Linked DNA regions of Homo sapiens: region 2 is linked to region 1. Evidence: read pairs that join two places in POLR2A ChIA-PET (ENCODE). Cell type or tissue: PC-9. All regions are shown on one strand.

Region 1 (2,500 bases):
TGTATCCATTTTATTCAGAAGACAGATCCTAATGCACTCTGGTATTTTTTCTTTGTAGCATTCAACTTAATTGACTTCCTTTCCTTTTCTCAAATTTCATGTGTATCAAGCATATCCATAACTTTTAAGAAATTACTATCTAGATATATTGCATTATTCAGTCCTTAGAATTTTTTTAACCACCCAGAGATAAATTTGGGATTTATAAGAAAAATTTGGGCCAGACACCTGTAATCCCAGCACTTTGGGAGGCTGAGGCAGGTAGATCACCCGAGGTCAGGAGTTCAAGGCCAGCCTGGTCAACATTGTGAAATCCTGTCTCTACTAAAAATACAAAAATTAGCCAGGCATGGTGGCACATGCCTGTAGTCCCAGCTACTCAGGAGGCTGAGACAGGAGAATCACTTGAACCCGGGGCAGGGGGCGGAGGGCGGAGGTTGCAGTGAGCCGAGATCACGCCACTGCACTCCAACCTGGGTGACAGAGTGAGACTCCATCTCAAAAAAAACAGAACAGTAACAGTTTGAGAGCACCAAATCTAGAAGTTCTTAAATTCATTTCAAAATTTCAAAAAAGTTAACTTTTTAAACATCACTGTACTTTCAAAAAGGGGAGGAAAATTGAGATTCCAACTTTATTCTGAAGTCTACAGAGTAGGGTTTCGTAACCTTGACACTGTTAACATTTGGGGCTAGGCCTTTCTTTGTTGAGGAGTGTTATCCTGTGCCTTGTACAATATTTACCAGCATCGTTGGTCTCTGTCCACTACATGACAGTAGCACCACACCAGTTGGGATAACCAAAAATGTCTCTAGACATTACCAAATGCCCGCTGGGGGCCAAAAATCATATCCAGTTGAGAGCCACTGTTATTGAAAGATAGCTTATCTTCACAGCTGCATGTAATTTGTCTGACAATTTACTAACCTATTTCTAGTTTTTACATGACTCTAGAGCAGTACATGACCAGAAAATGCGTAAAATCAAGAAATATATCATTTAGTCATCCCCCCTTCACAATCCCCCTTCCTCACAGTGAGGACAAAATGTAAATTTCTAAAAATTCAAATATATTTTACATGTTCATAGCTTTAAAAAGGTAAAATAGGGGGTGCTGAGCACGGTGGCTCATGCCTATAATCCCAGCACTTTGGGAGGCCAAGGCGGGCAGATCACCTGAGGTTGGGAGTTCGAGACCAGCATGGCCAACATGGTAAAACCCCGTATCTACTAAAAATACAAAAATTAGCTGAGCGGGTGGTGCACGCCTGTAATCCCAGCTACTCGGGAAGCTGAGGTGGGAGAATTGCTTGAACCCATGAGGTGGAGGTTGCAGTGAGCCTAGATCGCACCATTGCACTCAAGCTTGGGTGACAGAGTGAGGACTCCATCTCAAAAAAAAAAAGGTAGACTATGTATTTTACAATGTGAAACCTGCCTATACTCTAGGAGGAATTCCAATAAATTAAAACAGAGAACTGTAAATGTGCCAAACAGAACAGAAAGCTATTGAAAGATACAGAAAAACAGGTATTTCTGGAAATCTGTAACAAAAAACTTTCGCAATAGTTGAGCATTCTATTTAGTTCCGAGTTTCTAGACAACAAAGAACAAAAGGAAAAATACTGAGTTACTGTTAGGAAATAACACAGCTGACTTGATTGAACCCATAAAGTTGTAAACTCTTACTGCGTGTAATACAATACTTATTCCCTCTTTCTTTTCTTTTTCCAAGATAAAGTGAAATCTTTCCGTGCAGCTCTACAAGAGGAGGAACAAGCCAGCAAGCAAATCAACCCGAAGAGACCCCGTGCCCTTTAAACCGGCATTTGCTGCTAAAGGATACCCAGAACCCTCACTACTGTAACATACAACGGTTCAGCTGTAAGGGCCATTTGAAAGTTTGGAATTTTAAGTGTCTGTGGAAAATGTTTTGTCCTTCACCTGAATTACATTTCAATTTTGTGAAACACTCTTTTGTCTACAAAATGCTTCTAGTCCAGGAGGCACAACCAAGAACTGGGATTAATGAAGCATTTTGTTTCATTTACACAAATAGTGATTTACTTTTGGAGATCCTTGTCAGTTTTATTTTCTATTTGATGAAGTAAGACTGTGGACTCAATCCAGAGCCAGATAGTAGGGGGAAGCCACAGCATTTCCTTTTAACTCAGTTCAATTTTTGTAGTGAGACTGAGCAGTTTTAAATCCTTTGCGTGCATGCATACCTCATCAGTGATTGTACATACCTTGCCCACTCCTAGAGACAGCTGTGCTCACCTTTTCCTGCTTTGTGCCTTGATTAAGGCTACTGACCCTAAATTTCTGAAGCACAGCCAAGAAAAATTACATTCCTTGTCATTGTAAATTACCTTTGTGTGTACATTTTTACTGTATTTGAGACATTTTTTGTGTGTGACTAGTTAATTTTGCAGGATGTGCCATATCATTGAACGGAACTAAAGTCTGTGACAGTGGATATAGCTGCTGGACCATTCCA
Region 2 (2,500 bases), 860 kb before region 1:
AAAGGTCCGGTGACAGGAAAATGAAATCTTACCAATTAAGGAAGCTCTAGATTTTGCTTCTCATTTAATTAAGTCTCAGAACAATGAGAGGTTATATTTGAACTAGGTTAAGTACACATAAATAAAAATAGTTTGTTAACCTGATTTCCAGTTGAGGATTGCTAAAGTTTGTGCCACAGTTGAAGGTAAGTTTAGAGTGGGAACCCAAGGGGTGGGTGTGCAGGTAGAATTTGAACCATATAATCCTTAGGAATTGAATAATCCCAGGAGTTGAGGTGAGAATATCCTTTATTCCCCAAACATTTCTTTTCTCCGTCAGGTCCTGAAACTTGAACCCTCTTCGGAGTGTATGGCTCTGCTCTTTTGTGATGCCCTGGCATACACTATGCTGGGGACATCACACCAGTCATGGAACCTGCCCAGGAGTCAGGAGGCAGCCTGTAGGGGCAAGGTAAGTGCGCTGGTTTGTTTTGTAGCTATGTTGTGTGGCTTTGTGAAATGTTAAATATATGCATTTATGCCCTTTGGGATATAAAGTGATATTTAAGCATTATATCCCAAGAAGCATAATAGTTTTAATTGTGCAAAACCGCACAATATAGTTAAAAAATACAACCAAAAGCACAACCCTTATGCATATCTTTAAAGGCTGACTGCATAATCCTGAAAGGTTCCATGGCTGGTGTCGCATCTCTTGCATAGTGTTTGTGAGAGCTGTTGATCCCATAAGGGCAGCCCACCACAGCACCTCAGAAGTGGGGAGCAGTGAGTTTTCCTGTGACTTTTGTGCTGAGTGGCTCCTTTGAGTGTATTTGGCATGGAAACTAGACTTGACAATTCTTTTTGCAGGACGCCTTTAACCTTAGCTTTAATGGCTGCAGAATGTTTGTGTTTGATAAACAAGTGAGTGAATGGTGGCTCTTGGGCTGACCTGCCTCTTAGTACTTAGGATGTGAGAGTATTCACCCTTCACCCTTCTGCTTAGGGGGTGCAGGACAATGTGTGTGGGTGTGTTCATGAACATCTGGCCACAGAATGGTATGACTGATTTATTCACATGTGAATAATAGCTGACACGGCTTTCTGAATTGTGGAAAAAACAGATTCATCGAACAGGCCACATCGGACAGTGTTCACCCGAGCCATCGAGGCATGCGATCTCCACTGGCAGGATAGCCACTTGCAGCACATTATCAGCAGTGACCTATACACCAACTACTGTTACCATGACGACACTGAAAACTCCCTCTTCGACTCCCGCGGGTGGCCCCTCTGGCATGGTAAGTGACCAAACCGGAAAGACATTTCCATGACTTACTTCTTTGTTTAGTTTCTATAGCATTACTGGAATGGGAGGTGGAGAACTGAAGGATTCAATGGGAGATGGATGAATGCTTGGCAATAGGAGCTGAGATTTTCATTCAAATCCAAGTTCAGGAATGGTTTCTTGTGTCTTTTTAATAGTATTTTGGGAGAAACATCTTACTATTAAATTCTTTTTTTATGGATATATCTGACAGTGGCAACTTTACCCCCTTGACTTTCTGTTTTAGAACATGTTCCTACAGCCTGTGCAAGAGTGGACGCATTACGTTCTCATGGGTACCCCAGAGAAGCACTGAGACTAGCAATAGCTATTGTTAATACATTAAGACGACAGCAGCAGAAACAGTTGGAAATGTTCCGAACCCAAAAAAAAGGTGAATGTGAAGGAGTTTGTTTCCATTGGAATGGGATTCTTAGTGATGACATTACTAGGTTTTGTGTTCTGGGAGAGATGGCTTTTAGAACTAAAACCATAGATGATGGCTTTACTCGCCATTCATTTAAAATAATGGCTGATCTGTGAGAAATTTGGGGCATCTTTTTCTTAGTTGAATGTTGTAAGCAAAGATTTTTTTTTTTAATCTCTCAGGTTAGTTACTTTTTTAAGGGGGATAATTTTCTTTATTGTTTTAATGACTATTTAGTATGTCTAAATTATTTAAAATGCATGTTAGCTAAATGCCTTATTTTGTGGAAGTGCATTTTAATTCTAACAATAAGGACACAGCCTATGCTTGAATCCCGGCAATCCTAACGTCCCAAATGGGTGCCTTAGGCAATCAGTTGACGTCTCTGTGATTTTGAATTCTCTTCTGTGCAATGAGGCTCAGTAGAGGGCCTATCTCTTAGAGTTGTTGAGAAGATTAAACCAAGTTAATTTCTGTAAAGCACTTAAAGCAAAGCTTGGCACAATGTGTAAGCATTCTAAAACTTTTTAGCTGTAATAATTTGTACATCAGGACATGTTACTATATTTACTTAAAGTGACCAGAATAGAACTGGATTTTTCAAATTCTGTAAATGACATTTGATGAGCTGTCAGCTGAAAGAACACATTTAACTTCTCTTTATCTCAGTTTATTAATCTTTTAAATTTTGAATAACTATTACTGAGTAATAGTAATTGCAAAGGGTTGAATTACATGCACAAGACCCTGATCAGATAAAGAAATGT

The links. Peaks named below come from ENCODE experiments on the same cell type or tissue, not always from the same donor. Only the 100,000 strongest peaks of a DNase experiment are listed, where the experiment ranks them.
Region 2: POLR2A ChIA-PET joins it to region 1 with 5 read pairs; 1 of 35 experiments calls an interaction of 5 or more read pairs at or near these places.

What each region holds. Positions count from the first base shown.
Region 1 is chr5:62,383,749-62,386,248 of GRCh38, forward strand. KIF2A (kinesin family member 2A) reads left to right here. Exons shown (of 21, transcript NM_001098511.3): 21 at 1,736-2,500. The coding sequence ends at 1,821. Among named protein-coding and RNA genes, the nearest start is that of DIMT1, 19 kb to the right of the region's middle. In PC-9, no CTCF peak of the experiment used is centred here; DNase peaks (open chromatin) are centred at 1,543 and 2,283; H3K27ac peaks cover 1,909 bases.
Region 2 is chr5:61,524,697-61,527,196 of GRCh38, forward strand. It overlaps ZSWIM6 (zinc finger SWIM-type containing 6), which reads left to right. Exons shown (of 14, transcript NM_020928.2): 6 at 1,104-1,280; 7 at 1,554-1,700. Among named protein-coding and RNA genes, the nearest start is that of LINC03122, 110 kb to the right of the region's middle. In PC-9, no CTCF peak of the experiment used is centred here; a DNase peak (open chromatin) is centred at 1,295.